Linked DNA regions of Homo sapiens: region 1 is linked to region 2. Evidence: read pairs that join two places in POLR2A ChIA-PET (ENCODE). Cell type or tissue: OCI-LY7. All regions are shown on one strand. Region 1 overlaps B3GALNT1 (beta-1,3-N-acetylgalactosaminyltransferase 1 (Globoside blood group)). Region 2 overlaps PPM1L (protein phosphatase, Mg2+/Mn2+ dependent 1L).

Region 1 (5,000 bases), 61 kb after region 2:
TAGGGGTTGATCTGCAGCAGCTGAAAAAACATCTCAAATACTAGAAAAGCTCAGAAAACCTCCAAAGATAAAAAAGGTTATCAGTTTCCAGTGTTGTAAGTGGTAGAGACAAACTCAAACAAGACTCCAGATCTCACATTCTTGGCTGCTAGATCCCAGGGAGTGTGCTGCCTGCTCACTATGCTTCCTATGCTAAGGAGCTCTTCTGACCAGAGCTGCTTTGAGTTTTAATTTCTTGCAACCATTGAACTTTGATATAAACAGTATGGCAGCATCACAGCCTTATCATTTTCACAAGGAAGACTCAAAATTCCTACCCTTAAAACCTGAAATACAAATTTTTAACAAGAACAGTAACTAATTGTTCATGCAGATATACACCTTTTTATTTAACACCAAAAACATACTGGACGTCACTAGAAAATAAATGGAGGTATCAGTGTTTAAATGCAAAGATTCCAGGAAAACAGACAAACAGAGATACTACAATGGCACAATTATTTAAGCCAAAATAACCTGAAACTCTTTCCTGGGGTGCAAAAATGTTGGCTATTTCCTGCAAAAAGAAATCAAATGTAATTATTTAAAAAGTAATTATTCTAATTTCAAATGTAATATATGTTCATTAGAGAAAATTTAGGGAATGCCAGAAGAGCACAGAGACAATAAAAGCTTAAAAATAACAATATTAACATTAAAAAAAAATTTAGAGATGTGTCTTGCTATGTTTCCCAGGCTGGACAGCAGTGGCCATTCACAGGCACAATTATTTTGCACTGCAGACTCAAACTCCTGGCCTCAAGTGATCCACCCCAGTAGCCAGGACCACAGGCATTTGCCACAATGCCGGGCAACAACGTTCACATTTTTTATGAAGATCTGTCAAGTCTTCTGGCTCCATGGGTTTATATAAGCCCCTCTTTCATCTGCTACAACTACTCCCTCCCAATCCTATTTCAACCACAATGGCTTCCGTTCTTTTTTATTCTTTTAATCTTTTAATTAAAAAATATATAAATATATAGAGATGGGGGTCTTGCTATGTTACCCAAGCTGGTCTCGAACTCCTGGACTCAAGCAATCCTCCCACCGCAGCCTCCCAAAGTGCTGGCATTATAGATGTGGGCCACCAAACCCGGCCTGACTCCCATTCTTATCCCTGAATATGTCAACTATTTTCCTCTCTTGCAGAGCCTGCACTTACTCTGCCCCTCCAACCAAAAAGCTGGTTGTTGGAAAGGCTGGCTCCTTCTCATGCCTCACATCTCAGCACAGTGTCACTTAGGAGAGTCCTTCCCTGACCCCTTATCTCAAGTAGTTCCCCCAGCACTTATTTTCTATCACATCCCTCATTATTCCCTTCCATAAAGTATATGAATGTGCTTTGGTTAAGGAATAGGCTAAGGCGAATATCTGGGCCAAAGTGACTTAGCAAGTTTAGGGCACAGGTGCATACTTCACTTGTTAGATAACCTGTCTTTGTAAGTTTATACTTGGCTTTGAGTTGCTATTGTTTGTAAAAGGTATAACTGCCCTGCTGATGCTGCCCATGGGGTTTGGGTTGGCTTGACATGGCTTGGAGGTGCACTAATGCCCAGAGAGAGTAATGCTACTGACCCCTGTAAGGAAGAGTGGATTGCCTTGAAGGCGGGAAGTGGGGACTTATGCCCAGAGGGAAAAAATTAAGCTGCTAACCCTGGTAGTATAGGCCAGGGAGTGCAGCTGCAAGGCTGGGGGCAGCAGGAGCAGGCTCATAAGAGGAGCCACAAAGCTGAAGCAAACAGCCAAGATAAAGAAACTGTGAGAAACAGTTAGTGTGAGGAAGCTGCTGATTAAAAAGCTGCTGAATAAAACTACATTTCACCTGCCTAAAGCCCCCCGAGTGTTCTTTCAGCAATTCGCCCATCCACCCACTCCCCTCGGACCTCAACTGGGACTCAAACCTAACACCTTGTTGGACCTCAGCTGGGACTTAAACCTAACACCTTCTCAGCATTTAACCCTGTCTAGACTTTTAAAAATCTATTTCTATTTGTTTATTGTCTATTCCCTTCAAAAGAATATAAGATTGGAGAGAGGGAAAACCTGACCCCACTTATTCACTGCTATATGTCCAGTGTCTAACACATAGTAGGCTCTCTGTAATATTTGCATACTTTGCAAATGATTTGGTAATGTACTTTTATCCACTTAGTAAATATTCCTAAGAATAAGCTGAATCCAAAAGTAACCTGAATTTGTTGATTATGTTTTTCTTCAGCTGTCTTCTAATAACAAAACCTTATTGTAATAGGCTATGCTGATTCTGATCATGTGCATTTTAAAAGGTCCAAAAAAACAAGAAACAAATTTCAGTTAAATTTTAGGTCCAAGCACGCTAGAGTCAGGATCATCCATATGCTAACTATTATAGATAATTACCAAACTACTGTCAGTTTTGCAACATTCTAACTTTTCTTCTACATAAAATACTGCAAAGGGAGTGGAAATCTTAATTGCCTAAAAAAAGGTCCTGTGCATATTAAGTTTAATTCAAATCATCATTACACCAATCATGTATATTCCTTATAAAGGGAAAATAACTATCAATTCACATCTTTGAGGGAAATTCCCCCACTACCCTTTCAAACTAAACACATTAACTCATAAAGCAATATAAAACTCTACCATTCAATTAGACTTGTCAATTAAACATCTAATTATTTTCACAACTCACTGCTGCTTTGTGTTTGAGGCCCTCCCCTGATTATATTAGAAATAAACACAACCAGTGCCATCTGACCACTACTTTTTCTTCCCCTCTTCTTTAACCCAGTGGTTCTCACTTTGCGGCACATTATAATCTCCTGGAGAACTTGAAAAATACTGGAAGCCAAGCGGGATCCCAGGCCAACTAAATCAGAGTTTCAGAGGGTGGCAGGGCTCAGGTGGCAGTAATTTTAGTATACGTGCTGCCAAAGCGAGCACCAGGTGGCAGTATTTTTAAAGCTCCCAGGTGATTTGAATGTGATGCCTAGACCCTCACCACTCAAAGTGCATGGGCACCACCTAGGAGTGTATTAGGAATACAAAGCCCCAGGCCCCACCCTAGACCTAGTGAATCAGAAACATTTTTAACAGGTGGCTTGTGGACATACTGAAGTTTGAGAAGCAATGAAATCCACTTGAGCAAATTACTCAACCTTTTTAAGCTTCAGTTACCTTATCTGTAAAATGGGAGCAATAATACCTTCTTTGCGGGTTTATTGCCAGAGCTACATGAAATAATACGCGCTAAACATCTAGGATGGGGCTGGCACACAGTAAGGGCTAAGTAGATGGTATTGCTGTTATTATTAGAGTCCACACTATATGCTTCCTCTACATATATTATTTGTCTACATTTCCTTTACAAACCTTGCTCCTAACTCCCAAATGTGTCTTACATGGCATGACATGCTCTGTAATACAATTAAACATGCAAATAAATCTTAGTGGATCCACCTTCTCCTTCCAAATCAGTAAGTCTTCTCCTAGAGTCCAAGGTTTCTGTTTTCCTAGAATCTCCCAGTGCCTGATGTTCTGCTATCCTGCAAATACGAGCCCCAAAGAACTACTGGTAGAGGTCCACAAAGCCAAACGCACATTTCTGGGTTCCGCCTCTGCACATGTGCTCCCCTCTCCTGGGATCCTTCTTTCTGCCCCATGGTCTTTCTACAACTGAACATCATTTTTTCTGGGAACCACTCACACTGTCAAAAGTCTCACCATAGGCACTTGTAGCAGCTGGAGGAGAGCTGCAAAATACAAGAAATTTTTCCAGCTGTAGTGCGTGTGATATTCAAGTGGTGTCAGGCTACTTTGAGGATTGTGCATATTTGATATGGTTTACATTTTTCTCCTTACTTTGGAGCATACAGCTGGACATATAATAGGAAGTGAAATTTTATTTACTGAATGAATGAATAGCAATTGGTATATCTGCTTAATTTGATAACACTTAAAAATGAAATATGCTTTACTCTGTCAGGGTAAATAGGCTCACATTAAAAAGAACCTGCTTTCTACTCTATCCAATTTCTTCATACTCCCCTCTCTCCAAAATTTTAGCAATAGTCCTTGCTTGGTCCTGGCACTGTAGTAAGTATGTTTTATATTTCCATTCGTTTGATGACTGCCGCAATCTTATGAAGTAGGCACCAATATTATAACATTTATCTTTCAGTTAACCAGCTTGAAATTTGGACACCTGTTCAGGAGTCAGGGTGTCAGAGCCTGCAAAGCAGCACTAAAAACTCAGGTATATTCACCACCCCAAGTGGAGTCTGTAGCCACTGCACTACAAAAGCTTCCCTCCTGCCTTGTTTTATCCTATTGGCCTGGTATCTTCATACTTTCACAGTGCAGCACCTCTGTTCTTCTTCAGAGGTGAAGAGTTGTCAGAGCTCAACGAGAAACTTTTGGCCGGGCATGGTGGCTCATGCCTGTAATCCCAGCACTTTGGGAGGCCAAGGCTGGCAGACTGCTTGAGGTCAGGAGTTCAAGAGCAGCCTGGCAACATGGTGAAACCTCATCTCTACTAAAAACACAAAAATTAGCCAGGCATACTGGTGCATGCCTGTAATGCCAGCTATTCGAGTGGCTAAACCAGGAACTTTAAAGAAAGGGAAGTTTAGTCCAATTTCCATGCAAATCATGCTCACCCAGTTTTCAACAAGTCCTCTCCAACAAGTTCACTTTTTGGCAATGGAGAAATTCCTGAAGGGACTAATGTTAATGCATCTGTATTCCAAATAACCCTGAATAAGTTGCTGAGACTCTGTAAACATTAGTGAACACTTATGACACAAACACAATGACCATCAGGAGCTAGAAGAGATTCACTGAGAATGCTCTGTTTGACTATCCTAAGCCCCATTTTCAATAGGGTTCTTCAATAGAAGATCAAGGTAACTCGCAGGTAACACCTAAGAATCAAGCTTCTCTGTAAAGAGAGCTGGACACTTAAAGTCCTTCTGAAC
Region 2 (5,000 bases):
AGAACAAATATGAGTACAGTGCCTCAGTACAGAGAAGTCCTTTTTTTTTTTTTTTGAGAGATAAGAGTCTTACTCTATAGCCCAAGCTGGAGTGCAATGGCATGATCTCAGCTCACTGCAACCTCCGCCTCCCGGGTTCAAGTGATTCTCCTGCCTCAGCCTCCTGAGTAGCTGGGATTACAGATGTGCATCACCACGCCTAGCTAATTTTGTATTTTTTTTTTTTTTTTTTTTTTTTAGTAGAGATGGGGTTTCACCATGTTGGTCAGGCTGGTCTTGAAATCCTGACCTGAGGTGATCCACCCACCTCGGGATTACAGGCATGAGCCACCGCCCCTGGCCCACAGAAAAGTTGTAAAGTATTGGGTGTTAAGGGATGGGTCACATCCAGGGAGGAGATAGAGTATCCTTTGAGATAAGAGTCAACTCCCATTCACAGTTTCTACAAAGAAAATAAAGTACCTAGGAATACAACTTACAAGGGATCTGAAGGACCTCTTCAAGGAGAACTACAAACCACTGCTCAACGAAATAAGAGAGGACACAAACAAATGGAAAAATGTTTCATGCTCATGGATAGGAAGATCAATATCATGAAAATGGCCATACTACCCAAAGTAATTTATAGATTCAATGCTATCCCCATCAAGCTACCATTGACTTTCTTCACAGAATTAGAAAAAACTGCTTTAAATTTCATATGGAACCAAAAAAGAGCCCGTAGAGCCAAGAGAATCCTAAGCAAACAGAACAAAGCTGGAGGCATCATGCTACCTGACTTCAAACTATACTACAAGGCTACGATAACCAAAACAGCATGGTACTGGTACCAAAACAGAGATATAGACCAATGGAACAGAACAGAGGCCTCAGAAAAAAATGTGACACATCTACAACTATCTGATCTTTGACAAAGCTGACAAAAACAAGCAATGGGGAAAGGATTCCCTATTTAATAAATGGGGTTGGGATAACTGGCTAGCTATATGTAGAAAACCGAAAATGCACCCCTTCCTTATACCTTATACAAAAATTAACTCGAGATGGATTAAAGACTTCAACGTAAGACCTAAAACCATAAAAACCCTAGAAGAAAACCTGGGCAATACCATTCAGGACATAGGCATGGGCAAAGACTTCATGACTAAAACACCAAAAGCAATGGCAACAAAAGCCCAAACTGACAAATAAGATATAATTCAACTAAAGAGCTTCTGCACAGCAAAAGGAACTATCATCAGAGTGAACAGGCAACCTACAGAATGGGAGAAAATTTTTGCAATCTGTCCATCTGACAAAGGGCTAATATCCAGAATCTGCAAGGAACTTAAACAAATTTACAAGAAAAAAGCAAACAACCCCATCAAAAAGTGGGTGAAGGATACGAACAGACACTTCTCAAAAGAAGACATTTATGCAGCCAACAAACTTATGAAAAAAAAGCTCATCATCACTGGTCATTAGAGAAATGCAAATCAAAACCACAATGAGATACTATCTCATGCCAGTTAGAATGGTGATCATTAAAGTCAGGAAACAACAGATGCTGGAGAGGATGTGGAGAAATAGGAACACTTTTACACTGTTGGTGGGAGCGTAAATTAGTTCAGCCATTGTGGAAGACAGTGTGGCGATTCCTCAAGGATCTAGAACCAGAATTACCATTTGACCCAGCAATCCCATTACTGTGTATATACTCAAAGGATCATAAATCATGCCACTATAAAGACACATACACGTGTATGTTTATTGTGGCACTGTTCACAATAGCAAAGACTTGGAACCAACCCAAATGGCCATCAATGATAGACTGGATAAAGAAAATGTGGCACATATACACCATATAATACCATGCAGCCATAAAGAAGGATGAGTTCATGTCCTTTGCAGGGATGTGGATGAAGCTGGAAACCATCAATCTCAGCAAAGTAACACAGGAACAGAAAACCAAACACTGCATGTTCTCATTTATAAGTGGGAGTCAAACAATGAGAACACATGGACACACAGAGGGGACCATCACACACTGGGGCCTGTCGGGGGGGTGGAGGACTAGGGGAGGTAGGGGAGGGATAGCATTAGGAGAAATATCTAATGTAGATGACGGGTTGATGGGTGCAGCAAACCACCATGGCACGTGTATACCTATGTAACAAACCTGCATGTTCTGCACATGTATCCCAGAACTTAAAGTACAATAAAAAAATAAAAGAAAATGTGGCACATATACACCATGGAATACTATGCAGCCATAAAAAAGAATGAGTTCATGTCCTTTGCAGGGACATGGATGAAGCTGGAAGCCATCATTCTCAGCAAACTAACACAGGAACAGAAAACCAAACACCACATGTTCTCACTGATAAGTGAGAGTTGAACAATGAGAACATATGGGCACAGGGAGGGGAACATCACACACTGAGGCCTGTCAGGGGGTGGGGGGCAAGGGGAAGGATAGATGACTAGTTGATGAGTGCAGCAAACCACCACGGCACATGTATACTTGTGTAACAAACCTACACATTCTCCACATGTATCCCAGAACTTAAAGTATAATTAAAAAAAAAAAAAAAGAGTGAGCCATCTTGCAGTTTTGACTGAGCTTTGTTCTGCTTATTGAATAGGTAAGTAACCCAAACGGAAAGAAGTGGTGAGCAATGCAGGAAGTGCTCAAGCCTGATGTAAAACAGGAAAACTTCTGTTTCATGGTTTGTGTTGCACAGCGCCCCTCGGCCAAAGAGGAAAGAGCTAATTTTGAGATAAGTAACCATTGCTTCTAATTCTTTAGAAAGTGCTTTTGACTGTAGACAGACATGCTAAAGGCTGTGCCTCATTGTTTGAAGTCCAGATACGTACAACTACTCCTTGTTGTTACTGTAAAAATAGTTCCTGAAAGAATGACTAAAAAGAATAGGAGATGCAAGATTAAAATAACATGAATGGGAGAGGAAGTACAAGACTAAAACTTCCTCATGTCAGAGGTAAGATTGCTTTATTTCCCAACTAAATAAAATCAGGTCATGTATGATTGTTAATGGCAATTCTTGCCAGGAACTTAACCAAAGTTAAAATAATTTTACAGGTTGCTCTAACTTTCCCAGTTTCTGGACATTCCCAATAGATGACTTTGTTATTTTCAAGGACATTCTTGGGGTTTGAACACATTGTTTCTTTTTTGCAGTGCTTTTCAGCATATGATTGAACGTACTCAAGAAGGGTCATGGTTAGTTCAGCAAGCTGATTTCAACATTTGGTGATTGTCTCCAGTTAATGAGCTATACATATGATGTCCGCTTTTATTTTCATCATCATAAACCACAGAAAAAAGGGGAAACAGTATACCAGCAAGTCAGCAAGTCCAAATCAAGCCATGACTCAGATTTCCTAAGAAAGAAAAGATCAGACTCTGCTTTGACATATTCTATCTTAAATTTTGAAATTACTTTGGGGACAACATTAATTATCCAGGTCAGTGTGGGGGAATAGCAGTTCCTCCTTGATCATCCTCTTCATATGGTATAATCACTAACTTCACAGATCTGTACTGAAAAGTTGTTTACCTTTGGGGAAATGGCTCATTATAAGTATGTATATAGGGAATAGTAATATAAGAAAAAATCATAAAGATTTGAGGGTAAGTAGAGAAGATCAGACCCTGTGGAAGTTAATAGCATGGCCCTTGGAACCAGATTACCTAGATTCAAATCCCATCTTCTCTTCTTAATACCTCTGTGACCTTGGACAAATTACTTACCCTTTTTGTGTCTTAGTTCAACCATCTGCAAGATGGGGATATGAGAGTATTATTAGTAGATTGATGTGAGGATTATGTGAATGAGTGTTTGTAAAGCACTTAGAACAATGCTTGTTACAGAGTAGGTGCTCAATAAATGTGACCTGTAATTGTTATCCTTCAGTAATTGGTAAATTTTATGTCTGTAGTCATAGAGTTTGGTTCTTAACCCAGGCCCGGTGCCATTCAAGACACTGCAGAACATAGTGCATATTCCTTCATGTTTATCTAGGTTTTTTTCTCCTTTTTAATGTTACCTTTAGTCCCATACTAGTCATTATCAACCTGTGGTCACCAGTCAGGGAAGTACATTCGTATTGATTGCTGCAAATGCAAAGGTGCTTTCAGAGCAGAGATCCTTGATTTTAAGGGACTCCCATTAAGGTTGAAAAGATGGGACAAGTCCGTTTTTCCTGCCAAGAAAGACATGGCTTCCATGAAATCTTATTTACTATATTTTTGTATCTAACAAGTTCTCTAGGAAGCCTCTCATTTTTGAATCGTAAAAAAGGTCTGTATTCAAAGCAAAAATCCTTTAAAAAAATCTTTGATAATTCTGATCTCTGTGCTTTGCTAGCCCAGATTTTTATTATCTGACCCTATGGTATCCATAAGCATGGTTTTAAAGGTATGTCCACAAGTTATTTGATACTTCTCTCATTGCGGTGGAACTTAATTCTTCTCCCTTTGAGTGCAGGGAGGACTTTATGATTCCTTTGTAGTGAATGAATATAGCAGAAGTGATGGGATAATACTTCTGAGACTGGGTTATATAAAGACTGGCTTCTGACTTTGGTTTGCTCCTTTGCTCTTTGTCTCTGGAATCACATGCTCAGGGGGAAATCAACTGCCATGTCATGAAGAGATGATACTTGGGCAGCCAGTGGAGAGACCTACATGGTGAGGAACTGAGGTTTGCCAGAATCCATGTGAATGCACTTGGGAATGTACCCTCCCCTACTTGAGCTTTTTTTTTTTTTTTTTTTGAGATGGAATTTTGCTCTTGTTGCCCAGGCTAGAGTGCAATGGTACGATCTCAGCTCACCGCAACCTCCACCTCCCAGGTTCAAGTGATTCTCCTGCCTCAGCCTTCCGAGTAGCTGGGATTACAGGCATGCGCCACCATGCCCGGCTAATTTTTTTTTTTTTTTTTTTTTGGTATTTTTAGTAGAGACGGGGTTTCTCCATGTTGGTCAGGCTGGTCTTG

The links. ChIA-PET counts read pairs that join two places held together with the same protein. Peaks named below come from ENCODE experiments on the same cell type or tissue, not always from the same donor. Only the 100,000 strongest peaks of a DNase experiment are listed, where the experiment ranks them.
Region 1: POLR2A ChIA-PET joins it to region 2 with 7 read pairs; 5 of 35 experiments call an interaction of 5 or more read pairs at or near these places.

What each region holds. Positions count from the first base shown.
Region 1 is chr3:161,093,991-161,098,990 of GRCh38, forward strand. All of the region lies in intron 4 of B3GALNT1 (beta-1,3-N-acetylgalactosaminyltransferase 1 (Globoside blood group)), which reads right to left. Among named protein-coding and RNA genes, the nearest start is that of B3GALNT1, 8.9 kb to the right of the region's middle. In OCI-LY7, CTCF peaks have their summits at 2,965 (motif pointing right) and 3,165; a DNase peak (open chromatin) is centred at 2,991.
Region 2 is chr3:161,032,653-161,037,652 of GRCh38, forward strand. The region is part of intron 2 of PPM1L (protein phosphatase, Mg2+/Mn2+ dependent 1L); the gene reads left to right. Among named protein-coding and RNA genes, the nearest start is that of B3GALNT1, 70 kb to the right of the region's middle. In OCI-LY7, CTCF peaks have their summits at 2,724 and 2,924; a DNase peak (open chromatin) is centred at 2,669; H3K4me3 peaks cover 1,088 bases; H3K27ac peaks cover 1,367 bases.